2 separate regions of the Homo sapiens genome follow, and region 1 is linked to region 2. The links are chromatin loops, found by intact Hi-C in ENCODE. Cell type or tissue: Calu3. All regions are shown on one strand. Each heading gives the region's core, and the rest is flanking DNA. Links, peaks and the distances in the headings are about the cores only. Region 1 overlaps VEPH1 (ventricular zone expressed PH domain containing 1). Region 2 overlaps VEPH1 (ventricular zone expressed PH domain containing 1).

Region 1 (16,505 bases), core at 3,331-11,330, 55 kb after region 2:
CCTGTGAGGGTGATTTTATGACCCCTCAGATCCAAATATAGTGCCTTACAGCTTATCTGTGCTCGAAAATACATACGGGGTGGGTGGATGATTGATAAATGAGCAGATGAATATTCTTTATTTTTTATTCTTCCTGCTGTGGGTCTTCTCAGCTCTGGGAGACCTGTTATTATTATACTTACTCATCAACTTCATGTTGAATAAGACCAACCCCTTCAAAATTCATTTTTTTAGCAACAAATATTTTTAACTTGGTGCAGAAAAGGGATAAAATTAACATATAAACATTTGTATTAGCATTCTGAAAAACTTTTAAGTTGACAAACACAGTAACAGTTTGGGTTCCAATTGCACTAGAAAATTCAGTTTAATAACCCATAGCTTTTATAGCCAGTTGATATTTTAAAAAATAAACAGATCCATGTTAGTAGAGAATGTCCTAGCCAAATTGTGGTGCTTTGTTTTTTGGTGTTTTGTTTTGTTTTGTTTTGCTTTTTTTTTTTAAGAGATGGCATTTCACTCTGTCACCCAGGCTGGAGTGCAGTGGCATGATCATAGCTCACTGCACACTTTGACCTCTGAGGCTCAAGCGATCCTCCCACCTCTGCACCCCTTCACCCCCGTGAGTACCTGGGACTACAGGTGCATGCCACCGTGCCCAGCTAATTATTTTATTTTATTTTTCTGTAGAGACAGGGTCTCGCTATGTTGCTCAGCCTGGTCACAAACTCCTGGTCTCAACTCCTGGCCTCAAATGATCCCTCTGTCTCGGCCTCCCAAAGCACTGGGATTACAGGCATGAGCCACCACACCTGGCCAAATTGTGGTGCTTTAAATGAAATAATGTGTTAATTGGAAAGTGAGAAAATGATTGAATATCCTCTATGTTCTACATGCAAACAATTTATTTTAGATGATACATGATCATACCCTCGTAGATCATTCCACATGTTATTTTTCAAATGGAATATGATGATCTTAGAAAAATAGTTTCTTGTTTTAGCTGTGAAGAGGCTGTGATAACATATCTGAATCACCTGCTTAAAAGGACGTACTATGGGCAATAGACCTTTAAAATGACACGTCCCCAGCCATGCATATGTTAGATGTAATAGCAAAAAAAAAAAAAAAAAACAACAAAAACAAAAACAAAAAACAAACAAACAAACAGTTTTTTAAGATACGGGATATAAAAATTTTGTTTTGTTTTTTGAAATTATTTTTAAATTAATCTCACAGCTCCAAATAGCCTGGCTTTTACTGACTTCTCTGAAACTGACTCTAACACCTAAATTTGGGGCCTCACATTCAGCTACTTTAAAGTTCTGCTAATGTTTCCTTTCTAAAACCATTTTCATTGATTTTTTTCCCCTAGGGCTGATTTTCACTGGGCTACGGTGAAAAGTCTTTGCTTCCCAGCTTGTCTCTGAAGTCCTTCATCCTTTGTTGTTAGTAAGCCTATCATTTGGTCTTGACTGTCTCATCATAGTTATTATATCCCATTCACCCATGTCTTTAAGGACTCCAACAATTTTGCCCAGTGTTCATTGTAAACTTTTGTCACACATTACTCTTCAAGTGAAACATTTGGATCTGCCTTGAGAAAAAATAAAGTAGTTAATCCTCTATGTCAGATCCAAAAGGATCCATGTACTTAAATATTACCTAAGTCAATCATTATTTCAAATCATCTCAGATATCATAACTATTTCAAATGTTTCTTTGAGTAAATATGAAAGACTGAGACAGGAAAAATGTATCACTATTAAATAGCATTACATTAAATCATCTTGTCATTAAAACCATGGTATCATCCTGAGCAACATGATGAAACCTTGTCTATACAAAAAAATATTAAAAAATTAGCCAAGTGTGGTGGTGTGCACCTGTGGTCCCAGCTACTCGGGAGGCTGAGGTGGGAGGATCACCTGAGCCTGGGAGGCAGAGGTTGCAGTGAGCCAAAATCTCACCACTGCACTCCAGCCTGGGTGACAGAGTGACACCCTGTCTTAGGAAAACAAAACAAAAAAACTGTAAAGTCAAGTCTTTCCTAGAAGTGGGGCTAGGGTGAGGGAGAAGCAGTGCCTTGTGCTTTGCTATTTACCTAGTGTCCTCACATAAATTTCTTTCTTTTGATTTTTGACCTCCCAGAATCCCAGGGGGCATTATTATTTTCTCTTGCTGATTAGAAAATTGTAATTTAGAGGATTCAAATCTAAATCTTCTAAGTTAATATTAAAAACCTTCAGATATTACAATTAGATTACCATTTTCTCTCACCTGAAAATATGAAAAATGGGTGCTTTTAAATTTTTTAAATTAATTTTGGCTTTGGTATTTTGTTTTTGTTGTTTGTTTTAACTTATTTTTCCCCTTTTTTCTCCTCTTGGATCACCTCTTGAAACCTTCTTTCCTCATCCCAGATAGTCTGCTGCACCCTTTGTGACTCAATGGTGTACTGTTAATAAACATTTACTGAGGCTCTAGCCCGGCAGGCACTGTGTTAAGGCTGTTCCTGATCTCAAGGAACGCATAACCCAGTGGGGAGACACAGTGCCCTAAGCACTTTAACTGAAGTCTCTGTAGATGTGGTTGCACAAAGGAAATCACCATGTTTATGGAAAATTTAAATTTGCAAAGATCATTACTAGCTTTAAGAATGCTCCACATCAGACAATTCCTATCAAAGCAAAGCAGAACTCTGAAATTATTTTCTTGATATTAATTGTAAGTTTATATTTCATGAGTTCCTGCTTTCTTTTGCCTCTGCTATGCTCAGTAGTAGCCTCCACCAGAGCTTCTCAGAAGATTGGGGGTCTTATCACTGAGGTGTCAGATCAAATGTCATCACCTCAAACATCCAAGCTCTTTCCTGACCACTGAAATGCATGCATGTACACCAAGCCCCCAAGTCACTTACTCCCTATTCTATATTCATCATAGTCCTTATCACTATCTTACAATATATTTGATATGTATTTTCAGTGTTTGTTTGTTTGTTTGGTTTTTGAGACGGAGTCTCACTCTGTTGCCCAGCCTGGAGTGCAGTGGCGTAATCTCAGCTCACTGCAACCTCCACCTGCCAGGCCCAAGCAATTCTCCTGCCTAGCTTCCCAAATAGCTGGGATTACACCCAGCTAATTTTTGTATTTTTGGTAGAGATGGGCTTTCGCCAAGTTGGCCAGGCTGGTCTCAAACTCCTGACCTCAGGAGATCCACCCACCTCGGCCTCCCAAAGTGCTGGGATTACAGGCATGAGCTGCTGCGCCTGGCCAGTTTTTAGCCTTAATTTGGAGTTGACAATGGAACAGCCAATTGAATAGTCATCCGGAAAAAAAAATAGCCTTAATAGTACTTTGTTTATGAAAACTCTACATTTCGGCTGGGCATGGTGGCTCACACCTGTAATCCCAGCACTTTGGGACGCCAGGGTGGATGGATCACCTGAGGCCAGGAGTTTGAGACCAGCCTGGCCAACATGGCAAAACCCTGTCTCTACTAAAAATACAAAAATTTAGCCGAGCGTGGTGGCGAATACCTGTAGTCTCAGCTACTCGGGAGACTGAGGCAGGGGAATCACTTGAGCCCGAGAGGTGGAGGTTGCAATGAGCTGAGATCGTGCCACTGCACTCCAGCCTCGGTGACAGAGTAAACTGTCAAAAAAAAAAAAAAAAGAAAAAAAAGAAAAAGAAAAGAAAAGAAAAGAAAACTATACATTTTATTATTTTTATCCTGAAAATGCTCTGTGAAAGTGGACAATCCTGTGAGGCAATTATTAGACCTATATTAGAAAAAAGAAATGGTAGTGTACAAAAGGCAGGTTGTGTTCATAGGGTCAAACAGGCACAGTCCAGAATTTTTCCAAACTGATGGAACAAATTTTATTACTTTCAAGGTGCTATGAAAATTGAAGATAAATATATATAAATAAACATTGTCCTACTACAGATGGAGCTTTCCATTGTCCCCTTCTGCTGAAATCAGATGCTTTCATCTGAATTTGAAGAGTGAATCTTATGTTGTTGGTAAAAGGAATAAAATTATTCAGTTCAGCGTCTAAACTCTGACATTGCAATGGATCTTCTAATTCTATGATCATTTGTAATCATGCACACTCTGCTTCAATGTAAAATTAGTCCATTCAGTCAACAAATATTTATAGACTTCCTACTATTTGCCAGGCACCATGTTAGATGCTTGGTGATTCAACAGAGAACAAAGCAAAGACCCTGCCCTTGTGGAGCTTTCAACTGAATGAGACAGAAAGATATTAATCAGATAAGCACTAATATCTATCTACAAATGATAATCCCTGATATATAAGAAACATGCCATGTGCCATGAGAACATATGGGGGAAAGCCACCCTCATCTGGATTTGGAGAGGGCTTTCCAAAGGAAGCAACATTTAAGTTGAAATGTGAAGTGATCAGTTGTTGACTAGGTGAAGATGGGAATACAGAGAGGGGAAAGAGAGTACATGTGTTCCAGAGAGTGAGACTAGCATGTACAAGAGTTGGGTAAGTTTGCCTTTGCTGCTTGGTGTTACCGCTTTAGGAACCATGTCTTTTGGAGTGCTGCATTGACTTTTGCTGCCAAATAGCTAAATATACTTGGGTTTATGATTATTTATAAAGCTATATTTCCAGCAGTTCATGTGTCATAAAGCATGGAAATTTGTTTTTTATTACCTAGTTACTGGCAAAATCAAAATGAAGCTTATGGCATACTAGATACTTTGTGCCAACATTTCAAACTGTTCCAAATTAATTTGGTTATTCCAACATTAGAAACAGAACACTATGAAACAAAGAAACCAAGCACAGAAAGCTAAATATCCAGATAAACTTTAAATACTGCTAACAGATGCTCTTTGTGTGAACCAATTTCTTTTGAAAATGGCAATGAGGGCTTTCAACAGTTTTCCATTGTCATATCTGAATTGTGCATTCTTTTAGGGACAAAGGAGGAAAGGTTAACCAAATTCATCATTTATTAGCCTACTTTCCAGGTGTGCTAACTGGGTTCTGGTACACTGTACAGTTCTGACTTTTGATCACCTACCTAGTAAATATTGGAAAATACATGGCATGATTATTCTGCTACCTTCAACAGTTGTAAATCAAGATGGCCAGCCTCTCATAGAAGGAAAACTTAAAGAGAAGCAAGTCAGATGGAAGTTCATCAAAAGGTGGAAAACACGCTATTTTACACTGGCTGGAAATCAACTTCTGTTTCAAAAAGGAAAGTCTGTAAGTTCCTCCATCATCTTTTACACTTGCATTTTTAAGGTTTTGATCTCCACCAATAGCTAAACGTTTTGTCTTGGGTTTAAACTCTAATAATTTTTCCATCTCCATTTCACCATCTTACAGCATTGTTTTATCACACATTTCTGTGTCTAGTCTGTTTATTCCTATGTTAGTTGATTCACTGTCCCCTTCCAGTTTATTATGGAAGCTTGTTTTAGTTGACTTTTTAGTTGAACTGCAGAGGGACTGCAAGTCTTGACTCAGACACCGTGCCCTTTGTTTCCTTGTGGACCACGTACACAAATTTATGACTTATGATATTGGCTCTGATTTTTTTATAGCTATAGTTTATATTTGGAAATGGGGGTCCAAAAAAGGAGGACATAGACAAGGAGGAAAGAATGAAGGCTGATTTACTTTAGGTACTTTTTATAGTCAACAAAGTTTAATTCTGATTAAAATATTACTGTCTTTCATCTATTTAATATTCAGTTAATGAATATAATAGAATTATGATCAAATTAATAAATATTTAATATAATTTTCCATTTGAATAGGATGTTCAGTAATTATTTGTATTGTGAATTTTCAGTGGGAAACCTCTGAAGTAGCATTCCATTGCAATCAATAATGCAAAGTTACCTTCTCTTCTTTTCAAATTGGTTTTATGTATCATTAAACTCTCCTGATTCAGGATCAAGAGGAATCAAATCTTGACCTACTTCTTGGCTATTTTAGAAAATAATCATAATGACTAGCATTTTTTCAGTGCCTACTATGCAACACCTTGGATTGCCTCAAACAATCCTCAAAACAATCCTATTAGGCCACCACTGCTATTATTGCCATTTCACAGATGAGGAAACTGAGTCAAAGAAACTGATTGGATTGTCCAAGGATAAAGCTAATAAGGTGAGAAAGGGTATAACTGGGGTCAAGATCAGGCAGTGTTACACCAAAGCATGTTCTTAAATGAGTTTACTGCTTCCCATGTATACTTAAAATACAGAGTCAGTGGTAAACTGTACTCACCAGGGATCTCCATAGAAATGGAACCAATAGGATATATAAAGACATATACGAGATTTACTATGGGAATTGGCTCATGAAATTATGGAGGGTGTGAAGTTCCATGATATGCTGTGTGCAAGCTGGAGAACCAGGAAAACTGGTGGTGTAATTCAGTCTGTGTCCTAAGGCCAGAAAATTAAGGGAGTCAATGATATAACTCCCAGTCCAAGGCCAAAGGCCTGAGAACCTGGGTATGGCAGTGAGCTGGGGGGAGGGATGTAAGTCCCAGAGTCTGAAGGCCCCAAAACCAGGAGCTCTGATATCCACAGGCAGGAGAGAATGCATGTCTCAGTGCAAGAAGAAAAAGCAAATTTATCTTTCCTCCAACTTGTTATTCTATCCAGGTCCCCAATAGATTGCATGATGCCCACCCACAATGGGGAGCATGGATCTTCTTCACTCAGTCCACTAATTCAAATGCCAGCCTCTTCCAGAAACACCTCACAGACACATGCGGAAATAATGCTTTCCCAGCTGTCTGGGTACCCATTAGCCCAGTCAAGTTGACACATAAATTAACCATCACATAAACCAAACTGTCTGAATTAATTAATGAAAAGTGGTAAATTAGTTAAAAATTATAATTCATTCTCGGCCATATGCACTATATCTTTAGAGTACTCATTATAAAATGTATTTGAACATTTTAATCAGTATGAATCAAGTATCGTGTATTCTGACCAGTGCTCTTTTAATTAATAAGACTTCTGTTAACTTTTTGAATGAAAAAGAATATTTTTTGTGATACCTACTGTGTAGTCATGCTACTTTCTTCATCTGTGTGTGTTATAACATATACAGATGGACTTTTCTGTAGCTGAACATCTTTTTGAAAGGGCAGTTCAATTTAGACAGCTATTGGAAACTTAAAGAAATTTTTTTAGCATAGGTTCACACTAAAGCATGTTTAAAGTGTTTAAAATGACTACCTGAATTTTCTGTTTTTATTCAAGAAATCAAGAATAGAAATGAAGACGTAGTAATTTTCCAGATCCCTTAAGACAAAGCAGAGTTAATCTATGAGAATGTTTTTCTGAACTCAAATAATGACCTTTATACTTTCTGATTCATGGCTTTTTTAATAAGGTTTAAAGAAAAAGCAATTTTATAATTAGGTAACTTGTTTGACATGTTTATCAGGAAATAATGGTCTGACATTCCATAACTCTGACAAAACTTGCGGCTCAAATAGTGGGAAATAATTTAATATAGCATGAAGGCCACAGCAAAATACCTCTAATCTCCAGGGAAACAATAACCTACCAGTGGTCAACAATCCTGCTGAAGCTTCAGGTCCTTGTAAAAGGGCCCCTTTTAAATGAAAGAAATGTGCATTTTAAAATTAGAGCTGAGGTTGAAAGACTCTAGTGGAAGACTCTAATCTTTCACTTTTGCATTTTTAAGACCTTGATCTCCACAAACTAGCTAGGCAATAGTGTCCTTTGACTTTCTATCTATTCCTGTCTCAGTTGATTCACTGTCCATCTTTAAATTACTATGGTAACTTTTTATTTTCGTATCAATCTCTGTACTATAGACTACTTCAAAGAAATGCAATTTTATTACTGTCAGATACTTACTGTAAACCAAATTAGGCTAACAAAGTATTGTCTAGTGTGTATGTCTTCAAACTTTATCCTGTGTACCCTAAAAGAATTTTGAAAAATCTATGTAATACCTTGCAGCATTTTAAGTTGCAGCAACACTTTTATCATAAGTTTAAACATTTGCCCGGACTGTAATTTCTGTTGAATTGTAAATATTGACATTTTAAAACAAAAGGATTACATCTCTCCATTAAATGTAACCATTGGATTAAAATACCATAGCAGTTTAACACCTAACACTATTTTTAATACATAAATTAACTCTTTTTTAAATAGAAGTGTTCACATTGTTTCTCTTTTTTTTTTTAAATCATGTTTCTGTTCTACCTCTATCACAGCATTTTATCCTGAATGGCATTTCATTTTTCACTGAGTAAAACTATATGTATAAATTGAAATTTAATTGTTTAAATTCCTTGTGACCATCCGTCTCCAAGTGTTATTTTTTCTGATTTAGTTATCTTTTTAAAAAGTTATATCCTTCATGAAAATCCATAAGTATAATGCCAAGCTTAATAATTATTAAACATTAAAAATTGAAATATTATTGAAAATGTATCTCATAATGAAATAGATGAGGAGTGATTACATTGCCTTGGCTGATGGATACTTCCCTGATGTCAATAGTTGGAATTGCTTTTTTGTTTGGTGCTTCTGAGATTTGTTTACATTGGACAAAACATCATAGAAAGTATGGGATGAGTGAAGAGGATGCTTTTTCATTGCAAAGTGAAAGGAGGGTGATTGCAACAGGAGAGGTGGGCAAGGAGAATTGGCAAGATTCTCAACCACAGGTACTTTCTCTAGTAGACAAAATGTATTCATGTGAAAGACCTGAAATTACTTCAAAGAAATATCTGGCCCCTTAAAATTATTCATCTTAGCCCAGTGTGATGACTTTGGTATTGTAGAGGTCCTTAAATTTTTGCTTTAATAAAAGGCAAATGTAACATCATTAAATATTTCTTCTCTTACTGTTTGTAGACAAAGCATGCTTCCAAAGCTGCAGAGAGTTTCAAAAACAGTTTGGTCTATGCAAACACTGGAAGCCTCTCTATTCAATTAAGGTTTGGCAAAATCTTTCTCAGAGGTAGCACAAAGGAAAATTCAATTTCATGCCTCCCAAACTACCTGAAGTTATAAGTTAATAGCACTCCAAATTGTACCGTTGCACCTTGCTCTATTAATATAACGTTAATAGAAAATGAAAGAACTCTGAATTTTTCCCAAATCCCACTTTATAATAATATCCTTTAAATTAATTATCTTGTGTCAACTTATGATACTCTAACAAAGGCCCAATTGCTCACTCCTTCAGTTATTCTAATGATTCTGAGGCCTTAGCACCCAAAATAACAAAGGTCTTGAGACATAAAAAGTGAAAGGATTCTGGCCCTCTTAGAAAGTTCTCCAGTAGCCAGAGATCCTTGCCTACAGTAACAGCCAGCCCATGTTCTTTTCTTCCCATGCCTTTCAGAAAGATGACCCTGACGACTGCCCAATAGAACTCAGCAAAGTACAGAGTGTGAAGGCTGTGGCCAAGAAACGCAGGGACCGCTCTCTCCCCCGGGCTTTCGAAATCTTCACAGACAATAAAACCTATGTCTTTAAGGCCAAGGATGAGAAGAATGCAGAAGAATGGCTCCAGTGCATCAACGTGGCAGTTGCCCAAGCCAAAGAAAGGGAAAGTAGAGAAGTAACCACATATCTGTAGGGATTTATAAGTCAGCCATGACAATTATACACCACAGGCATTGTATTATCATTGCCAATGTCAAGAAAAAGAGCTAAATTTACCAAGCCATGTTGTTTTTTACTAAATACCAATGGAATTGTTGTCCTTTAAGAAGAAGGGCCTAAAATGGCAGGATTCTTAGTAAATGTCATACTCTAACAGCTTTAGTATTGACTTCAGAATATATCTGATGCCCACAAAAATAAAATAAAATAAAAGGAGCTACAGAGTATGCCCTCAGATAGTGTGGGGCCAGGAAGGGAAAAGTCACTGATAAAAGAACTTCTGTAGATATGTCATTTAAAACTGTGAGAAAACAACATGAAAAGATGCCTGAACTCTCCATCCTGAGGAAAGATTAGCACTTCTGATGAAAATCACAGTCTGTCAAAGGTATTAAAAGAAAACTTTAAAAAAAAAAACCTTTAGAAACGTTGAACTAATGTACACTGAGAAAAACCATATAACTTACTTATAGACATATAATTACATGATCCTCTCTTACTACAACTGAGGCTAACACATGGTAAAATGGTTCCCAAATCAAGCCAGTTATGTCATTAAATACTTGTCTTTCAGAATTACTTATTTAATTATTCCATTTAAGTTCATATAATATAATCTACAGTTTAGATACTTGGACATATATCCTGCCCAAGGCACTAAGTGTAATATAGGAAAAGGATAGAAAGCCATTTTCTCTATCTTCAAAATAATGTGCCATCTCCGTTAAAATTAAGACTTTAAAGTTCTATAATTTTTTCTTTGTATTCAACTTTTTAATACCTCCAAATTACAAACATCTATTTTTTTCACTACATAGATATATAATTACACTATGATAGACAGAATTCTAGAGTGATTCTCAATAATCCATGCCTTGGTATAATCCTCTCCCCCATTGAGTGTGGGTGGGACATGTAACCTGCTTCTAACCAACAGAATATGGCAAAAGTGATGGGATCATCTCTCCCATATTATGTTATGTTATATAACAAAAGTGAAGAGAAGTTGCAGATATACATAAGGTTTCTAATCAGCTGACTTTGAGTTAATCAAAGAGATCCCCTGGGTGGGCCTGACCTAATCAGACTAGTCCTTTAAAAGAGAGTGAACCAGTCAGAGACTCTCTCTCCTATTAGCCTTAAATAAGCAAGCTGCCATGAGCTCTACGGCTGCAAGGAAATAAGTTTTGTGAACAACCATGTGATCTTGGAAGAAGCATCTGAACCTCAGATAAAAGCCCAGCCCCAGCCAACGCCTTGCTTGCAGCTTTGTGAAACTCTGAGCAGAGGACCCAGCTAAATCACGTTTGGACTCCTGACCCACAGAAACTTTCAGATAATAAATGTATGCTGTTTTAAATCTAAATTGTGGTGATTTGTTATGCAGTGTTAACTAATACAAAAGCTAAGTTGGGCTACATACAAGGGATAACTTTTTCCTTGAAATTTATTGATTATGTAGTCTAGTATAGAAACCTGGAGAAAGATTATGAATGGTCAACACCTTGACCCTCCTGCTAACTTACTAGGATAGGAAATATAAAAGGGGCCATGTTTGCGAAAGGAAACAATTCCATTTTAACAAGTAAAGTTTGAGGGTATTGTGAGTCACAGAATTTATTACACATTGGAAATAGAGTTCTGGAGGTCAAAATTCAGGATCACTGGATATATAGGTAGTCACCAAAGATGCAAAATTAGATGAAATTACCCAGAGAGAATAAGAAGACAAAAGAATTAATAAGGGTTCCTTGAGACACCAGCATTTAAGTAAAGGCAGCTGGTGTATCTGATTAGTGTTGAGAGATTATGTAGACCAGGAGAAACAATGTCACAAAAGCCAAATTAATAAGGATTTTTCAGGAAAAACAGGGCAACAATTTGAAATCCTGAAGAGTAATCACTTAAGATAAAGCCTGACTTCCACAATCAGGAAGCAATTGGTGTCATTGGGAAGAACAATTCCATTTGAGTGAGGGAGTAAACATCAAATTTTAGTAGGCTGAAGTGTCAATGGGAGGTTTGGACTTTAAAGCAATAATTGGACTATTCTTTCAACAAAATGGGGCTACGATGAAGGGGCTAAGATGGAGCAAGTGTTTTCTTGCTCTTTTTAAGATGAGTAAGAATTAAGGGAAAGATGAAGGAGTTAAAAATACAGAAAGAAAGAGGAAAAAAATGACTTTGCTTGAGTAAAGTTTCCAGAAGTGATAGGAAGGGATTAAAACTCCTTTATTCTGCAGCAATTAACTGAGCAGGTGCTAAGCAACAGTTGCCATGCTTGGCCTGGAGATACAAAGATAAAAGACACAGTTTTTCTCTTCAAGAAGTTTAAAGTTTAGTGGAAGAGACATATACGTACAACAGAAATATAAGTGCTACGCAGCAAGTGCCTTGATGAAGGTATGCACAGGGTCCTGTGGAAACACAAGAGAAGACACCATTGTAAGTGACTTTAAACTCAGAGTGGACTCCCTCACTGCTTCCCAGAGGTGATAGAAAATGAGCTAGTCTTAAAGAACTAGTAGGATTGCTGTGGACAAACAAGGAGCAAATGGTCAGTAGGGTGAACCACGCTACAAATGCAAAAGAGGGAGAAGGAACATGGTCCATTTGCAAAACGTAAGCTTTTCCCTAGGGTTGAAACATAAGGGGTGTATGGAAAATGGTTCAGAGTCATGCTGAAAAGGCCTGCAGGACCACAGGATTTAGGACTTGGTTCCATGCCAAGGGTCTAAACTTTTTCCTTAACATGATGAGGCATTAATTTGTGTGGCAGCAATAAAGATAAAAAAGAAAAAAAAATCACAAATAAGATGATGAAGCACCATTAAAAGGTTTTAAGCAGATTTGCATTTAGAAAGGTAATCTTAATAGTGGTATAGAGAATGGATTATAAGAATATCAAAAATTGTAGCAGGGAGACCATTTGGGAGGTTCTTCTAAGGTAGTGAGGACCTGGACTGATGTAGTACCAAAGGAAATAGAGATAAATGAACAGGCAGGAAAAATACTGATTTAGTTAAATGGACAGAACACTGGCGGATTGGATGGAGTTGGAGTATGGGAATGGAAAGGAAAGAGTTTCTGCTGATCCCTAGGTGCTTGCTTGGGAAACTTGGTAGATGATGATAATGATGATATTCACTGAAATAGAAAATTCAGAAGCAGCATTTTGAGAGATAAGCAGATGGTAAATTTAATTTTGATGTATACATTCAGGGAACAGATAGGGGACTAACCTTGCAGACAGACAACTCCTGTGAAGTTGGGCACGAAAAGGATGAGAATGAGTATAGTTGTAAATGATTCTCTAAATATTCTTTTAAAACTTACCGCCCCATACTTAAGAGTCAGTGAATAACTCTAGCTGTTTTAGTCAATTAGGAACAATTGGTAACAGACAAACACTGACAAAGTATTAGGTGACCTTGCATTAGCTATTAAAAATTTGAATGCCAACAGTGTGCTTAAACCTTTCACAGCAGAGAGCTCGTGGTAAAACAGTGGTTATGCTGAATGTTTGGCCTCAGAAAGAAGAGAATGGCCCCCTCAGCTCAATTTGTGGGGAAAGAATTATTTTTACTACTTGCTACAAAGTCCTTGTGATTTAATTAACTGGATGCCTCTAATCTACAACATAATTCTCAGTGCCTTTGAGCCAGATCTTAAAAAAAGTAAATGTGTGAAGTGTAAATAATGAACTTTTTGGTTTCATTCCATGATGCAATAATTCCAATGCAAGTAAATTCTCCTGGGTTCAGAATCACACTAGGAATCTCAGAATCATCAGCTTCCCGCGAATATTTCTGGCACTTCCACCCTGGTTGCTGGTGAGTTTACCACAGACCGGCCTTTCCCAAAAGGGCTGCCATTTCTTCCCGATCTAAGAAGAAACCACTTTCCTAAACATGCTTAAACCTTTAAAAATGTTGGTATGAATAAAATTATAATCATGGACCGAAATTGAAGTGGCTTTCATTTTAATTTAATTTTTATTCTTTTTCCCTCCCAGATAGCATTGGAAATATAAATGTTTATGTATGAGAAGCTTATCTAGCTACTTCTTGAGAACCTGGAGTTTGGTAAAAACAAATGTTCAATACTTTTCTAATACTGAGCTTTCTAGAAAATCCTTAGCTGGTGATGTCAAGGGGCATTTACTGGGTCATCTCCAACTCACCTACTTTCCATAGGTACCCACAGACCTGTTTGTGGTGATGACTTATTCTCAGACATAAATAAGGATTACATGTTTAAGGAAGCATTACCCACTTTAGGAAACAATTGTGAGATAAGGTGAGAGAATGTGAGCTGAATTCAAAGTGCATTGCAGACAAATAAATACCATGGTTTAAATGCCCTAATAAGGATTTCCAGTTCCCAAAATCTAAATTTTTAGAAGAGAAACCAAGAAAAAAACAAACTGTCATCTTGTTTCAGAATAGCACCAGAGTATAGATCCTTTGGAACAAATCCTTCCCAAAGATGCTCCTGAAAGACAAAGGGGTTGGAAAATCCAGAAGACGTCTACCAAGGTAGGGAAAGGGGCACAGGCTCTGGGCACGTGAAGAGTCAATCCCTCACTCTATCAAAACTAGATTACCAACCTGAGACAGTTATTCATCCTTCATCCCTGGTTTGGGGATAATATTATCCACAGAGTGGAATTGATGTGAGACACACATGTCGTGCAAAAGCACAAAACCTATAACCTTAACCAGCAGAGAACCTTTAACATAATAGGTGCTTGAAAAAGACACTCCAGTTTTTATGTACCATTAAGTAACTATGATACCATGTCTTAATGATAATTACATGTTGATGTCTTCCTTTTTAGGCAAAACATTCAGTGGTTGCTTTGCAAGACCATATGGAACTGTGGTCACTTCAATGTTGGCTCTTTCGTTCACTAATATCACACTTCATTCCACTCCTCTGCTTCTGTGCTTTTCTGTGTACATGATAACTTTTTGTTTCAAAGTCAAACCAAATTGTAACCTGTTTAAGACATAGTAAACAGCAATTAGCCCGTGTGCTGTCAACTATCCACATATCTGAATGGATGTGACAACACAAAGAGCTAAGATAGTATTTGCACATCAATAGGCAACAACAGAAACCCCATCACAGCCATTCCCACTGCATAGTGATTGTAAAACATGTACTAATTTCAGAGATATTTAAATGTGGGGGAAGAAAATGTAAAGCAGTTAGCAGAAGGAAGTATTAAGAGTTCCACACAGGTTTGTTTCACAGTAATCAAAACTGTATGTTAACATTTTTGTGAACAGTAGAGCATATTGCAAATGTAACAAATTTTAAAACATAATGATTAAAATGCCCCCAGTGCGCCCATCCTCAAAGGTGTGAGGTCAGCTTTGCCTATAGTTGCTTACCCTCTCTTTTGACAGGACTAAGGATGGCTGATGTCCACATACAAGCCATGTTTATGGTCTCTATATCCCCCTGCCTGTGCTCTCCTTTGTCCAAGTTTCCTTTCCTGAAAGGGAAGCTGGGTAAAGAATGGGCCAAGATAGCAGAGATGGAGGCAGGGGTGCACACGGTGTGTCTTTTTATTTTTTCACTTTCATTTTAAGTTCAGGGGTACAAGTACAGGTTCATTACATAGGTAAACTTGTGTCATCGGGGATTTGTAGTATAGATTATTTCATCATCCAGGTATTAAGCCTAGTACCCACTGGTTATTTTTCCTGATCCTCTCCTTCCTTCCACCCTCAACTCCCCGAAAGGCCCCAGTGTGTGTTGTTCCCCTCTATGTGTCCATGTCTTCTTATCATTTAGCTCCCACTTATAAAAGAGAACATGCAGTATTTGGTTTTCTGTTCCTGCAAAGCACATGATCTTGTTCCTTTTTGTGGCTGCATGATATTCCATGAACCACATTTTCTTTATCCAGTCTATCATTGCCCAAATGATGGGCATTTAGATTGATTCCATGACTTTGCTATTGTGAATAGTGCTGCAATGAACATACATGTGCATGCATCTTTGTAATAGAATGATTTATATTCCTCTGGGTATATACCCAGTAATGGGATTGCTGGGTCAAATGGTATTTCTGCCTCTAAGTCTTTGAGGAGTCATTGCACTGTCTTCCACAATGGTTGAACTAATTTACATTCCCATCAACAGTGTAAAAGTGTGCCTTTTTCTCCACAACCTCACCAGCATCTGTTGTTTTTTGACTTTTTAATAATAGCCACTCTGACTGGCGTGAGATGGTATCTCATTGTGGTTTTGAATTGCATTTCTCTAATGATCAATGATACTGAGCTTTATTTCATGAGTGTTGGCCACATGTATGTCTTCTTTTGAGAAGTGTCTGTTTATGTCCTTTACCCACTTTTTTATGAGGTTGTTTGTTTTTTGCTTGTAAATTTGTTTAAGTTCCTTATAGATGCTGGATATTAGACCTTTGTTGGGTGCGTAGTTTGCAAAAATTTTCTCCCATTCAGTAGGTTGTCTGTTTACTCTGTTGTTAGTTTCTTTTCCCATGCAGAAGCTCTTTAGTATAATTAGATCCCATTTGTCAATTTTTGATTTTGTTGCAATTGCTTTTAGCATCTTCATCATGAAATCTTTGCCTGTGCCTATGTCCTAAATGATAGTGCCTAGAAAACCCCATAGTCTCATCCCAATAGATTCTTAAGCTGACAAACACCTTCAGCAAAGTATCAGGATACAAAATCAATGTGCAAAAATTACTAGCATTCAACAGTCAAGCCAAGAGCCAAATCAGGAACAAACTCCCATTCACAATTGCCACAAAAAGAATAAAATACCTAGGAATACAGCTAGCTAGGGAGATAAAA
Region 2 (16,505 bases), core at 7,341-15,340:
GAAGAGCTTTCTGAGTTGATTCCATTGCAATCCTGTCTATTAAAAGAGAGACCACCACTCAAAGTCCATTCCAGCTCTGGGACATAAGATTTTGAACTGACACCTAACATCAGAATTCCTCCACAAGGCAAATTTCTGAGCTTCTAGAGGTTCTGGGGACAATAAGACACTCCTACAGCCTCTGTTGAATTAATGTTGCCTTCTCATCCCGAAGTTCATGCTACCCTGTGGACCACTGGGAAATAGTCAGTTGAGGCAGAGGTAATTCAACTCTATTAAATTTTTACTTTAGTTTTTCGATGGATCTTTCTGTTTCCTTCAATAGGACAAAATATATAACCAGCTGTTTCCAATTTACTGCTAGAAGGTTGAGTTTCTGGAAGCTGAATAACATTACTAGTCATTATTTTATGACTTTTCATCTGAGCAGCAGTAAGAAAGTGAAAGTAAAACTAATTAATCAGAAATAGTAAAAAAAAAAAGGCAACTCTGTTTAATATTAATTATGATGATTGATGTCATCATCATTGGATTTTAGGTCACATAAAAATGAAATAAGTTATACATGAAGACAACTTGAAAGAAGCAATAAATGAAACTAAGATTTCAAAGATATATTGACCTCTATCATGTAAAGCATGAATTTATAGAAAAATAATTTTATGATTATGACATTTGCTTTTACTGTAGATGTTCTGGTTTCCATGGCTAACCTGACAGAGGCAATTTATTTCCTTGAGTTGTTCTTCGATTCCTGTTGCCTTCAGTTCAGGTGGTTCCCACTGGAAAACAGTAATATCTTGAGCTGGGATTTGATGGGTCAATCACTTGGGCTTCTCTCAAGAGAGGTTTGGGCATGGATGGGAATGTGCCACATAACTCATTCAGTTATACGATAAAGATAAAAACTGCAATAAATACCAAAAGCAAATTATCAACAAGTCTCTACATACAGAATAAATGAAAGTGATATATAATTTATAAGATTTAAATCATTAAAAATAAATGGGTATAAATTAAATCCCTCTTCGACTTAAAAGGGGGGACTAATAATTGCTGCTTCATCTAAGCATAACCTATGTAAGCTGCAGAGTATAACGGGCACTAGAGTCAAACAGTCTAGATTTGTCTGGACTGCCAGTTGCTAGCCATGTGACCTTAGATAAATTACTTGACATCTTTGAGCCTCAGATTCTTCCACAAAACTGGAAGTGTCTACTTCATTGGCATGAGTATTAAATGGCAATACACACATAAAACTCTTAGAACATTGCCCAGTACTTAAAAACTAATCAATTAATGTTAGCTTTTTTTATCTTCCTGCCACGAAGCTTTGAATAGAGCAAAATATCAAGCCTTTCCTGAGCTTCCTGGTGGCATTCCTGCAACATTTCTGTGCTTCTGAGCCTCAAAACGACATGTACATCAAAAGTCTCACTTGCACATATCTTAACAGTCCTAGGACTTTGGAGACGCTCAGAGAGCAAGTGATGGTTTCATGCATTGTTATGAGGTTTTCTTTCTTGCTGGACCTTCTACTTGTGCCCTGTCCCCAGAGAAATTTATTCTCATTGTATAGAATGGGATTTTGGCTTACACATCATTATTAGCTGTGTAGTAAGTTCATTTTAAAATAAGCAATTAGGTGAACATTTCAGGACACTGAGCAACCTAGATGCCAAGGGTCATTATGCAGTCTCTTTCCTCTAATTAAAATAGCATTACAGCAACATTCAAACATTTCCACCTGGCCTAGGGATCCTTTTTTTTTCTTTTTCCATATACAATAGTAGCAGTAACAGTGATCATGATAATGAACATTATTAAACACATGCTCTGTGCCAAGCACATGTCTGTCTGAGAGCCTTACATGAATTAACTCTTTATGCTCACATAACTAACTCATTCCACTTTGTCCAGCACTTTCCTAGTGACAGCACTGGAAGACTTGCATTTCAGGAGCCACTCTAATCTCAGGCAAATCGGGATGGCCGGTCACCCTAAACAACACTTAGAAATAGGAGCTCTTATTAGTGTTCCCAATTGAGCCACAGAGAGGTTATGTAACTTGCCCAAAGACACACAGCTGGTAAATAGGAAAGTCTCGCTCCAGAATCTGTGTTCCTAACCACCACCTTGGAGAAGAATTGAACTTTGGATAAGGGATCAGAGAAGTTGGCTTTAGAGTGGCTTCTGAGAGGAAGGGCTCTTTGTTCCCTCTCTCAGGGCAGAAACATTGCTTGTGAGAGCATCCAAGGCTCTTCAACACCTGATTTGAATAGGTTAATGGGCAAGTCGTACTCTGTTCTTTAATAGTAACATAAAGCAGCAAGCAGGCACAAGTTTTTAACAGTTTTCATATAAGAAATTTGCAAGTCTATATGCACCAAGGGACACTACATACCACTGTGTGTTATTTGATTTCGCCCTCACATGCAAACCCTCAACGTCCTCCTACAGCTCACTCCCCATCCTCTACCCTTTGCTGTGTGACTCTTATAAGTGTTTCTAAAGTTCCCTGATTCTTTAGGACAAGATTTCTTTCTCCACCTGAGTCGTCTTCTTCACTGTACCATAGTTTTATTCTCCATGATTACTTTTTCACTTATTGTAATATTATAAAATTTATTTTATATTACAACTTAGATTTGCAGAGAAAATGTGCCATCATTATGTCTAGAGCTGATCAAGAGCAACCAACCACTGGGTAGTGAGGAAGAAAATTAAGAGTCCCTGCCTAAAGTTAATCCCAACTGCTCATTTGAATGGTACTTTAGGAGACAATCTTTCCTTTGGATAAAAATGTTCTTTCTCTCATCTCTCCTATGCTTATCTCCCTAAGGTGGCATCTGGGAGCATTAGGAAGTGGCTCCTGCTCCCTTGTGGTGGTGGAAAGCATTAATGTCCCTGGATAGGGGTGTGGTGTGTCTTCTTGCCTGAAGGATAATGGTTTTTTTTCACTCTACACATGGGCCGGTCCAGGGGTCTCCCTTGCCAATCTGACCTCATCTCAGTGCCCACTGGTGTGAGATGCCCCTCTTGAGTCCTGGCTTGGACAATTCTCTCTGCAGTCTACTGTGCAGAGCCACACCATACTCCTTGCCTCACTATGGTGAATTCTCTGAAATGCTGACCAGCAAGATCCTCAGCTACTACTGGCTCCACTCTACTCCATAACAGAGGAAAGAGTGACCATGAAAGCTGAACCTCAGAGATTCCTTTCTGTCTGGCTTCAGGAGCTGTGCTTTTAATTAAGTTGGCTACCCTGTGTTGGTGCTGAGGGCCACCTGGGAGTGAATCTTCAGCGGTGACCATTGCCCATGGTGTTACCATAATGTATCTAATATACTTCTCCTTCTCCAGGCCAAAGCCCAAATGTGAGGGAAGTCAGGACCCACTTCTGATGGCTTTACACTTCTCTGTCTCTCTCCTTCTCTCCATAATTTTCCTTGCCAGAACTAAAACCTGTTCTCTTTTACTTGTTCCATTCTATATTCTCCTACCTAACAACCATAGAACTGACCAAGCTGTCACCCTCTTCATACTACAGGTCCTACAATGTATATCCTCCATGTTCAGGAATGATAGGCTAAAGGGAGGTAAGGAAATTTAGAAAATTCCTTCTTGAGACAAAAGCCTCACTTGCAAGGCTATTATCTTGCTGCATAACCCAATTTTGGCAGTTAAAAAAATTAATTCCATTTTACTTTTTTGGTACTCCTATAACTGTTGAATATCTACTCTATCACCATTCCCACCATCACTCGACAGCCAGATAGGTGGAGACTTAACTGGATTCAGGCAAAGGCTATGTACTCAGAAGGCAAAAAAGAAAAACATATTTAAAATCATAAATGTTAGCCCTGTTACATGGTAATTAGTGAGACATCATTTAAATTGTTTGCTTAAATCCCAGGATACAAAAGTAGTGCTCAAAAATCACTTGCATTCCTATACACCAACAACAGGCAAGCCAAGAGCCAAATCATGAATGAACTCCCATTCACAATTACCACAAAAAGAATAAAATACCTAGGAATACAGCTAGCAAGGGAAGTGAAGGACCTCTTCAAGGAGAACTACAAACTGCTGCTCAAAGAAATCGGAGATGACACAAAGAAATGGAAAAACATTCCATGGTCATGGATAGGAAAAATCAATATCATGAAAATGGCCATATTGTCCAAAATAATTTATAGATTCAATGCTATTCCCATTAAACTACCATTGACATTCTTCACAGAATTAGAAAAAACTATTTTAAAATTCACCTGGAACCAAAGAAGAGCCTGAATAGCCAAGACAATTCTAAGTAAAACGAATAAAGCTGGAGGCACCCAATTTCAAACTATACTACAAGGCTACAGTAACCCAAACAGCATGGTACTTGTACAAGAACAGACATACAGACCAACAGAACAGAATAAAGAACCCAGAAATAAGACTGCACACCTATAACCATCTGGTCTTTGACAAACCTGACAAAAATAAGCAATGGGGAAAGGATTCCCTATTCAATAAATGGTGCTGGGAGAACTGGCTGGCCATATGACGAAAATTGAAACTGGACCCCTTCCTTACACCTTATACAAAAATCAACTCAAGATGGATTAAAGACTTAAATGAAAAACCCAAAACTATCAAAACCCGAGAAGAAAATCTAGGCAGGACCATTCAGGACATAGGCACAGGCAAAGATTTCATGGCAAAGATGCAAAAAGCAATTGCAACAAAAGCAAAAATTCACAAATGAGATCTAATTAAACTAAAGAGCTTCTGCACAGTAAAAGAAACTATCATCACAGTGAACAGATGATCTACAGAATGGGAGAAAATTTTTGCAATCTATCCATCTGACAAAGACCTAATATTCAGCCTCTACAAAGAACTTAAACAAATTTACAAGAAAAAAAAACAAACAACTCCATTAAAAAGTGGGCAAAGGACATGAACAGCCACTTCTCAAAAGAAGACATACATGCAGCCAACAAACATGAAAAAAAGCTCAATGTCACTGATCATTAGAGAAGTGCACATCAAAACCGCAGTTAGATACCATCTCACACAAGTCAGAATGGCTATTATTAGAAAGTCAATAAAACAACAGATCCTGATGAGGTTGTGGAGAAAAGGGAATGCTTTTACACTGTTGGTGGGAGTGTAAATTAATTCACCCATTGTGGAAGACAGTGTGGCAATTCCTCAAAGACCTAGAGGCAGAAATACCATATGACCCAACAAACCCATTACTGGGTATATGCCCAAAGGAATATAAATAATTCTATTAAAAATATACATGCACGTGTATGTTCATTGCAGCGCTATTCACAATAGCAAAGACAGAATCAACCTAAATGCCCATCAGTGACAGACTAGACAAAGAAAATTTGGTACATATACACCATGGAACACTATGTGGCCATAAAAAAAAAAAAACAAGATCATGTCTTTTGCAGGGACATGGATGGAGCTGGAGGCCATTACCCTCAGCAAACTAATGCAGGAACAGGAAACCAAACACCACATGTTCTCACGTATAAAAAGGAGCTGAATTATGAGAACACATAGAGGGAAGCAACACATACTGAGGCCTGTTGGAGGGTGGGGAGGAGGAGAGAGAGCATCAGGAAGAATAGTTAGTGGATGCTGGGCTTAATACTTAGGTGATGGGATGACCTCTGCAGCAAACCACCATGCCACATGTAACAAATCTGCACATCCTGCACATGTACCCCTGAACTTAAAAATATGGGCACAGTGGTTCATGCCTGTAATCCCAGAACTTTGGGAGGCTGAGGTGGGCGGATCACCTGAGGTCAGGAGTTCAAGACCAGCCTGGCCAACATGGTGAAACCCCATCTCTACTAAAACTACAAAAAAATTAGCCAGGCATGGTGGCGCATGCCTGTAATCCCAGCTACTCAGGGAGTGCTGAGACAGGAGAATCCTTGAACCTGGGAGGTGGAGGTTGCAGTGAGCTCAGATTGCACCACTGTACTCCAGCCTGGGCAACAGAGTGAGATTCTGTCTCAAAAAATACAGATAAATAAATTGCCTGCTTTAACAAATAGCACTTTTTCATTGTATATTTTTAAATTATGTAAGTAATACATAAATATAAACTGATAAGGAGAGAATTAAAATAATACAGAAGTATATGAAGTAAAATGTGCATGCTCCTCACCCCACTCCCACTTCTCAATATGAAAGTAATCACTGTCGATGGTTGATCTATAACTTTACAGACCTTTTCTTATGCTTTTATATATGTTTTCACATAACAATACAAAATTTTTATTTTTTTCCTCAAAATCAGGGTCAAAGCATAGGTCTTTGTACACCTATGGCTTGTATATTTCTGAATATATAATTACCAAATTTGTGTTATTAAAGTAATCACTTGCAAAAGAATTGTTTTATTCTCTGGATAAGTCAAAACAAAAGCATCCAACATGCCCATTTGACAACTGGCTGGATTTTTGCCACAATGGGGAAATGAGCATAGTACTTTTGCTCTGGGTAGGGACGTCCCACACATATGCATGTGATATAGCCAGGGGCCCACCAGCTGCTGTAAAGGGAACACATATTTCTCAACTAATACTGTTGTAAATAGAACTTAGTAAACACTAGGCAAGTCCTCTTTTCCATTACCTACGTGTCCTAGATTCTCAACAAATGAGAGATTTGGCAGTTTTTCCTTCAGTGCAGGTCAGTTCAACAACTCACACTTCTGAACACCTTCTACAGAACCGAGCTCTGAAAACATCAAATGATTAAAGCAGTGTCCACTCATGAATAATTATTTGATGTAATTTCAAACAGTTATTTCAAATTCATTATTATTTTTGAGAATCTAATTTTGTTTTTACCTTAAAATATCTTTTCTTCTATTTACTCCATCAAAGTTATGAAATAATTGCTGTTCTATTCAAAACTTCTAAACTTTAACTTGGAGGTGAGGAGGAATAGAGTTTTAGTCTAAAATACTAATATATTTTACAAATCACATGGAATCAAAGTTTTACAAGTGGTCCACACTGGCTTGTGATGCCTTCTTCCATTTTTTTCAGTCAAAAGCAATGGTATTTTAAAGTAATGAGTTTGTTCTGCACTTTTTCCCCAAATTGGAACTTATGGTTGACTTCAAAAACATACTTTATTTTACCTACTTTTGGAAAGCTCTCATCAGACAAATTACCAGTTCCATTTTCTTCTACTTTTTTTTCCTGTCCAATTTAGGACATTCATACAATTAAATGACAGTATTATTTATTCATTGCGTCAATGTTTTGAATTTTTTGTCTTTGAAATACAATAAAGAAGAATTAAATGGAAAATGAAGGAAATTGCTTCAAGGGTTCCTGTCACGCTAGTGTCAAGTAGGCAGAAGAAAACTCCTCCTGTTGTCATCTAGCTTGTCGTGAGTGCCAAGTGCAAGCCCTCATAGCCCTGAGCAAATGTCCAGCCCTGCTCTGGACAGCCCTCACAGACACATTTCTTCACAGGCCTCTGTAGGCCATTAGTAAATTGTAGAATTTCAGAGATAAAAATTTCATTTCTAATACGAAATTTCCTCAAAAAATCTAAACATAGAATTACCATATGATCCAACAATGCCACTTCTTTGTATATACCAAAAAGAATTTAAATCAGAGCCTCAAAGAGATATTTCCATACTCATGTTCATAGTAGCATTATTCACAGTAGCCAAAAGGTATGAACAGCCCAAATGTCCATCAACAGAAAAATGAGTAAACAAACCATGGCATATACATACAATGGAAAATAATTCAGCTTTAATAAAGAAATGAAATTCTGACCCATGCTACCATGTGTATGAACATTGAAGATATTATGCTAAGTGAAATAAGCCAGAACAAAAGAACAACTATTATATGATTCTACTTGTATGAGGTACCTAGAGTAGTCAAATTCATAAAGACAGAAAATAGAGTGGCTGGTTGCCAGGGGCTCAGGGGAGAGGAAGATGGGGAGTTACGGTTTAATGGGTATAGGGTTTCAACTAGGAAGGATGGAAGAGTTCTGGAGATGGATGGTGGTGATGTTTGCACAACAATGTGAATGTATTTAATGCCAGCGAATTGTGCACCTAAAAATGGTTTAAATTTTAAACCATATTATCCATAAAGTGGTAAATTATATAAAACGTAAAACATAAATTATATGTTTTATATAATTTACCACAATAAAAAATCATTACCCTCATGGAGCTCACAATCTAGGAGAGAAAGTTAATAAGCAAATTAAAATGTAAAAATCATTTAAGTAGATGAGCTTTTTTTGTTTGTTTGTTTGTTTGTTTCATTCTGGATCAGCTTTTGGTCTGCTCCCACTTTAAAGATAAGAAACTCAAGGACAGAGAGGAAAAGAAACACAATCTACCCATAAAACTCTGTCCGAATCCTCAGCCAATGCTCTTTCTATTGAATTATACTTCTTTTTGAGGTACTTCTATTACCTCTGTTTTATCTGAGCCATTCACTCATGTACTAGAAAGAGAATAGGCTCTGGCATCTGGGTTCAAATTTCAGCTCAGCTGCTTCCTGGAAGTTTGATCTTGAGATTTCCTCTTCAGTAAGATGGAGATAACAAAGCCTGCTTCATAAAGATGAAATGTAATTGGTTACACTTACATCTGGGTACAAAGTAAGGAGTCAGTGAAAATTAGTTCCTTTCCTAAATCTCTCAAAATGGCTTCTCTGAGTTTGTTGTTTATTTATAAGCTATGTTCAGTGTGTAAATACTTATAGTCTGGCAGTTTCAGCAAACATATTCATGTGTTTGAGCTTTTATAAATCATTGTAGAAATACAGTTTCTACAATGCTCAGTTGAACACCCTGGGAAATAAGCCAGATACATTTATCTGACCTTTATTTCACTGGGAGGGAAATTTCAAAGGATAAGTTTTGTAAAGAATTCAAAATGAGACCTAATTTATTCTTTTTTTCCAAAACATAAAGCCAATTCTTTGATATTTCTACTAGCTATTAAAAAATCAAAGCCATATTCCATTTTTAATCTTAAGACACTTATCTCTAAACCAAAAAATATATATATATAATGGCATAGGTTATGAGTGGCCACCTGAGAAATAGGTTATAAGTGTCTAGTCTCCCAAGAAGAACGATGTGTTTCTCAGATACTGTCTAGTGAATGCCTTGCAGGAATAACGGCATATAAATGGCATCGTGGAGGAGGAGTGGCAGAAGAAACAAAGAATTCCAAAATGATTCTTAAAGATTTTGACTCAAAGAAGACCAAATATTCTTGTATTTTTGTATCATGTCTTTAAATTTATTTATCTGTGTAATATATTTGGTATTTTAACACATAACACATTATATTGTATAATTACTTATGTTCATGTTAACTTTAGTCTTTATAAAGACCAAACCAAATCCTTTGATTATTAGAAAAAGAAGCCACATTCCAATAAAAATAAAGAAACTACTCTCAGATTTGGTTGAATATGGAAAGCATTCTATATTTAAGACAGCATGACTTCTCTCTTCAACATTTAGTCTAGAAAAATGAATAATCCTTTTGGCATCAATTATACAATTATATAAGTAATATTTCAATGACTGAGATAAACTAAACATACTATCTGGAATTACCTTAAACATTTATGTTTATGTGATTGCTTTCAGGGTTCTCTACACCTAAAGTGCTTGTTTCTCTCACACTTTAAGTTCAAAATCTTGATCATTTTTCAAAGTATACCTCAAATATCTCCTTCTCCATGAAGCCTCCCCTTGTTCCCCAGTCAGAATGAGTTGCTTATTTCTGTGAGCAGTCATTATTATGTGTCCCTCCATTATCTCATAAACTTAAAACAACTTATAACCATTGTTGTAAGTTCAGATGTTTCTCCCATTTGGCTGCAAGCTTCTTAAGAGCAGGACCATCATCATGGCCCCTATTGCTCTCAACACATATCTGACACTCATCCATTCATTCATTCATCCAACAACAATTTATTGCATTCCTGCTGTTTGATACTATGGAATAAACAGGAGGGAAATACAGGAAAAATTAACAACTAAGTCTTAATGTCATGGGGAGAATTTTGCAAGCCAAGAAAGCTCTGAAAAAAATAAGGATAAAAATATTGGTACAGACCAGATGTACTGAAAGCATTCACAGAAGCCTTATATCACAGAACTGATGTATTTTTATAGCCAGTGTATATGCTTCTAAGTTAAGAATCTCTCTCTTATACTACTTTGACCATTTTATGTGATCTGAGACTCCTGTGGGTTGTGTATAAAAAGCTGGTAGGCTCAGAGTGAGTGAAATAAATCTAATCAATGTTTATTTTCAAAAGAAAACATGAATTGGCAGTAAAAATTTAGAGGGAGGAAAAAGACAGAAACTATTTTTTCATGATAAAGGCCTAAAGTCCAACTTACAACTCTCAAGCTAACTACATGAATTCTTGGAAAAGAAAACTTGTTTCCTTTTGAAACTTTCCATTAAAACAAAACATATTGCTATCTCAATATATATGTTACACTTAGATTTATTTCAAATACCATTTTTTGTATGTGCTCTTGAGATAATAGGTTTCCTATTTCTTTACCATAAATTAAATTCAATTTTTCCGAGCATATGTGCCAACTTAAAAAAAGTATATCATTGTCAAACAATTTCTGATAGGGCAATTTTAAGTTGATATTATGCTCCATTCTATTCTCCCAGGTCTTTCTCAGTGCCAGACCTCCTGGTCTTGTCCACTGAGGCTTCAAGCACTCTTTACATCTCATGATTCATTCGCCCACAGAATACAGACATGATTTCTGATTTTATACAAGAACACTGTATGTTCAACTTAAATCTTTTTAATTTCCTGAAACAATTACCTTCACAAAAACTAGTCCTCTTCTGTACCAATGTTTCAGAATCACAGAAAGCTATTAATTATTAACATTTCTGTATATATCTCTAACTTGCCCTGTCACATTATTGTTTGGTTTCCAAGACCTTCTCCTCTAATCTCTCATTGGCCGCTCTAAGATTTTTCAAACTTTTCCTGAAAGCCTGTCACTTCCTTCATACCTGACCTCTGATAGAGCACAGACAAGTCTTCCTCCCCCATTCTCTAGAGAATTCAACAACACTCTGTCTTAGGTGGGGACTGACTCTGTCGCCCGTACTAGGATCCTTATCAGCTTTTATTATTTTGTTTGTTTGCTTTTAGAGACGTGGTCTCACTATATTGCCCAAGATGGCCTTGAACTCCTGGGCTCAGGGATTCTCCCACTCCTGCCTCCCAAGTAGCTAGTATTAACAGGTGTGTGCCACTGTGCCTGGCTTTTCTCATCGACTTTCAACTAACTCTAGTCCATTTCCATTGTAAGAGTAGGGCATACTGGATCACTGAATCTATTAATTTTCTTTCTTTCTTTCTTTCCTTTTCTTTCATTCTTTCTTTCTTTCTTTCTTTTTTTTTTTGTTTTGTTTTGTTTTTTTGGGACGGAGTATTTCTCTGTTGCCCAGGCTAGAGTGCAGTGGCATGATCTCACCTCACTGCAGACTCCACCTCCTGGGCTCAAGCCCACCTCCTGCTCTGCCCCCCAAGTAGCTGGGTCTATAGGCAGATGCCACCATGCCCAGCTAATTTTTGTATTTTTTGTAGAGAAGGGGTTTCACCATGTTGTCCGGGCTGGTTTCAAACCCCTGAGATGAGGCAATCCGCCCACCTTGGCTTCTCAAAGAGCTGGGATTACAGGCATGAGCCACCATGCCTGGCCTCTATTAATTTTCAAAACATTTCACTTAAAATGTCAGATTAATTCTGAAACAAAAAATACCCCATTAACTATCAGTATGACTCTACAGATTAAAAAAATCCCCAGTATAGTAGCGCCTAAAACATTCCAACATGGTATCAGCCCTGCTGAGTTCCAATCCTGGCTCTGCCACAGATTGAGCAGGCTTGAGCCATTTTTTCTGGATCTCTGAGCATCATTCATCATTCATCTCTCCAGACATTAGTCATCTATTAATATTTATCTCATGTGCCAAGGTTATAAGAGGGAACAACACAGTCACAGTGGTTCACTAGACTGGCTTTCTAATGTGCTGTTACCTCATCTTTATAACAGAAATAATACCCATCTTGTAGGGTAAAATTAAATGAAGTCAAACACATAACACATGTGGAAGTCAATTAATTATAATGTTTATTATCCAGTACTTAACACAGTGCCTAGCCCATAGAATCTCAACCCATATTTGCTTCATTCATTCATTTATTCATTATTTCTTTCTCTACACATGGTGCCTCACCACCTCTACACCACTCACCCACTACTTCCTTGTCCCTAAAGGATAATCTCATTAAGACTCCCAGCTGAAATCCTTCAAGGCGAGATGACCTTTTCAAACCCGACCAGTACAGTTCACAGGAAGCTACACCTCAGCCAGAGTTATTTTGGAAGCTATCTCTGAGGCCCCTGCACAACCAAGAGAACAGCATCCATGGTTCATGGCAAGTCATTTACTACCCAGAAAATGCCTGGGTTTTCTTAATCCATTTGTTTATTTTTCCCAGGTTATCACTTCAAGGTATCCCATCAGATGAAAATGATATAGTATCTCCCATTTTATTGGTGAGAGGGTTTTCCCCCCATGGGAGTTGCTGAGTCTTCAAACATTGTTAATTAAAACAATAATAATAATAATTTAAAATCTTTATTTAAATCTACTTTCCATGAAATGGATCCCCTCTCAAATATATAGTTGTTTGTAGTTATTAGCTCACAGTTTGAAAACTGAAGGATATTTTATAAAGGCATTTGTGTGTTGAAGTATCAATATAAAGTGTAACTCTGGAAAGACCATAACGTTTAACGCTATATGTATTTGTTTCTAGACACTGTGAGAAGTTGTGTAGCAAAGTTGTTCTTCACCTGCTCCCTGAAGGGTCATTACTGCCTATACAGTAAGTCCAGTTTTATTCTCATCAGCCAAGAACCTCAGCCATGGATCCAGATCATGTTTCTATTTCAGCAGGTTTGTATAATTTGTGTTCATCAGGCTCTTTAATGAGCTTCTGGGATATGGGCTTATAATCATTTTTATTGAATTATTCTTTGGCCAGAGTTGATATGTAGATAACAGCAATACATACATATTTCATTAATAACTTTAACCTCGGTTTTTTATATTTTAGGATAGTTTCCTTATAAAAGAAGGAATTATTAATCAGTTAGCCAAACATATTAATGTCTTAAATATCCTTAGCTTTAAAAAAGAAGAATGAAAGGGAAGATATCTTTGGTTAAACAACAGCAAAAACAGCGTATTTGGGAGAATAGCTTCCCTTATGTAGTTCTAGCCTTGATTTGTCTAGTCTTCCAATCTCCAGTTAATGTTAGTGTCAGTATATCCTTTTTGACATTGTTAAGATACTGGAATGTCTCTTTTTTCTATAGAATATATGTACATAGGTGAAATTATGTAAAGAGCAACTTACAACTTGAGAATGAAGAATTTGATGCATAGATGTTAGCATCAAAAGAGATTCTTATTTGAAAATAGTTATCTCGGATGCACTAAACTTTCACATAAAATTTGAATGTAGATTATAAAATGTTAGTAATAGAAGGAATCTTAGGAATCATTTTTACAGATAAGAAAATGAAAGGGCAGAACTCAGATCGTCTGACCCCTGACCCAGTGATCTTTTTATTGTCACACATATGTTGAAAAATAATGTATTTTTATTTTTAAAATGCATTATTTTATGCAGCTAGAAGCAGGGAGGGTAAAGGCAGAAAAAACAAAATGCAAATGTTATAACACGGCTGAAAAGCCAAATGATATGACACTTTATTTACTTCTGTTAATAAAATATTTCCATAATATCTCCTATAAAAATCACCAAGAAGACAGTTGTATTTCATTATAAGATAAAGTCAAGCTTATTGGGAAATAATGAATTTTAATGCTGAATACATTATAATAATAAAGTAGAACTATAGCAATTAAGAAAAGAGACAGATTGGACATGCCTTAGGAATACTGTTTTTTTCTAAAGCGAGTCTTCTTAGGAACATTTAATAACATCTCATAGAGAACAACTCACATTTTGGTGTGAACCAAATTGTATGTGAATACAAAGAACAGCATTGACTGTCTTTCGTTTTCTTGAAATAACGACCTTATTTTTCTTCTATTTTGCTTATATTTTTCACTTAGTTTTCATCAGTGGTTTTATATTTGGTTTCATCTTTGGCTTTGTTCTAAACAGTTGTCAGTTTTCTGAAAAAAAAACAAGAAATCTTGATGGGTTTTTTTGCCCCTCAGTATTATTTTATTGATTTTGTCTGATTCTTTGTCTTTCTCTTTAAGCAAAATCACCAAAAAGTATCTGTGTATGCTATGTTTCTTCTGTGTTCATTTTACGGTAATGGTTTCTTTCTTTTTCCACACTTATGATATTGTGTCATTTTCTGCCTGAATTCTGGCTTTCGGGTAAATAAAAATCAAACTTTGACTTGATATTAATAATTACAACCTGACTACTCTTGTGCATTGGGCCAAATTCTTTCCGTTTTCTGTCAACTACATATATTTATAAAGTTCCCAAATTCACAGATTCCAGTCTAAATGCTCCTGTTTAGATTGATGATTCATTAAATCAGGTTCTGTTGTTTAAATGAAAAATTGGGTGCTTCATCAGTTTTTTATAATAATAATTTATCAGATGTATTCACATTATGGGTTATGTAATTTATCTATTGCTGGCTCTTAAACTTTTTAAATCTGTGGATCACTAACTTGAGCATTAAGATCCTCCATCTTTTCCCATTCAGTACTAGAAATAGTTTATTTTGATAATAATAAAATTTTTCTGGAATAGTATTTATTAATCTTCATTCACTAAATAGAAGCTTTGTACATACAAACCACTTAGTCTCATACACCAGTGCTTAGACAGTCATTGACATAAAAAGAACATATGATTTCATAAGCCAATCTCATTATTTTATTATACATTATACATAAAGGATCCTTTATATCACATTGTATGTAGGTAAATGGTATTTTATACCTTTATAGATGTTCTATACATTTTTTTAAAATTGTTCCTTTGAATTGAAAAGCTTCTTACATTTATAGGTATAACACTATCACATGTAAATGATTATTAGACACATCATTGATTAGTAAATATACAAACACAACTTAAAATCTTCCTTTGAAAAGTTTATTTTCATTGGCTTGAATGAAATATATGTAAATGTGATTTTCTTTATGTTCACATTCTTACTGATCAACATTTAGAGAAATTATCTTAAAGTTTTAAGAATATTCATCTATTATACATTTTAGAATTAAAACTGTTTTTGTGTCCCCCACACACCCACTCATACTGTTCATATTTGATTAATTTCATAATGAACTTATTTAATTTCTATTCTTAATGATCTACTCTGTATAAATAGACTTGATTTTTGTACTCTATTTGAATTTTATTCTTTAATTCCCAGATCTTTGAGAAAATAAATATGAATATTTATATTAACCATGTTCCAGTTAAAGAACATCCTTGGGAAATCACTGAGATAAACACTATATTACAAAGGTTAGGCATATTTATGGAGATCATTATCAACTGCCTTGAAAATACTATGAAATAATTTTAAATTTCTGTTAAAAAATGAAAATCCTGAAATATATCATATGTTTGATCTTTTTCGTTTAATTTTTTTTTTTTTTTTTTTTTTTTTTTTTTTTTGACGGATCCTCCCTCTGTCACCCAGGCTGGAGTGCAGTGGCATGATCTCGGCTCACTGCAACTTCTGCCTCCCGGCTTCAAGCAATTCTCCTGCCTCAGCCTCCCGAGTAGCTGGGACTACAGGCTCCCGCCACCACGCCCGGCTAATTTTTTTTTATTTTTAGTAGAGACGGGGTTTCACTATGTTAGCCAGGATGGCCTCGATCTCCTGACCTCGTGATCCACCCACCTCAGCCTCCCAAAGTGCTGGGATTACAGACATGAGCCACCATGCTCGGCCTCGTTTAATTTTTTTAAGAGAGGTGGAGGTCTTGTTATATTGGCCAGGCTGGTCTCAAATTCCTGGTCTCAAGCGATCCTCCCGCCTCAGTATCCCAAAGTGCTGGGAATACAGGCTCATTCATCATGCCCAACCCCATATGTTCGATCTTTAAGACAGATCTTTTTCTTGTTTCATTTAAAATTAAATCATGTTAAAGTTCAAACCAAGCCTAAACAGTGCCTTGAAATCAATCAAACAATACTATTGGGACAAGACATAGTATATTCTGTTTCTGTCTTTAATGCCCTTTCAGAGCCTGTTTCCTGAACCCCTGTCCATTCAGAGTCATTCTGTGCAATTCCTCAGAGCTCTGTGGGAGAAGACCCAGGCAGGGGGTGCTCACAGCTTTGAAACTGCCATGATGGAGTCCACGTTTCCACAGCAGAAGGTAAATATTCCTTTCCTTGGCC

Evidence for each region. Peaks named below come from ENCODE experiments on the same cell type or tissue, not always from the same donor. Only the 100,000 strongest peaks of a DNase experiment are listed, where the experiment ranks them.
Region 1: it touches region 2 in a loop (4-fold over the local background); 3 of 110 quality-filtered maps call a loop at or near these places.

The regions. Positions count from the first base shown.
Region 1 is chr3:157,254,272-157,270,776 of GRCh38, reverse strand. It overlaps VEPH1 (ventricular zone expressed PH domain containing 1), which reads left to right. Exons shown (of 14, transcript NM_001167912.2): 13 at 5,115-5,251; 14 at 9,407-11,035. The coding sequence ends at 9,643. The region is part of intron 3 of LOC101928236 (a long non-coding RNA gene); the gene reads right to left. Among named protein-coding and RNA genes, the nearest start is that of CCNL1, 100 kb to the right of the region's middle. RefSeq lists an enhancer at 14,509-15,040. In Calu3, for the core only: no CTCF peak of the experiment used is centred there; a DNase peak (open chromatin) is centred at 7,556.
Region 2 is chr3:157,313,599-157,330,103 of GRCh38, reverse strand. VEPH1 (ventricular zone expressed PH domain containing 1) reads left to right here. Exons shown (of 14, transcript NM_001167912.2): 10 at 12,903-13,042; 11 at 16,349-16,483. LOC101928236 (a long non-coding RNA gene) reads right to left here. Exons shown (of 10, transcript XR_007096141.1): 6 at 14,118-14,293; 7 at 1-908. Among named protein-coding and RNA genes, the nearest start is that of PTX3, 110 kb to the left of the region's middle. In Calu3, for the core only: no CTCF peak of the experiment used is centred there; DNase peaks (open chromatin) are centred at 11,063 and 11,163.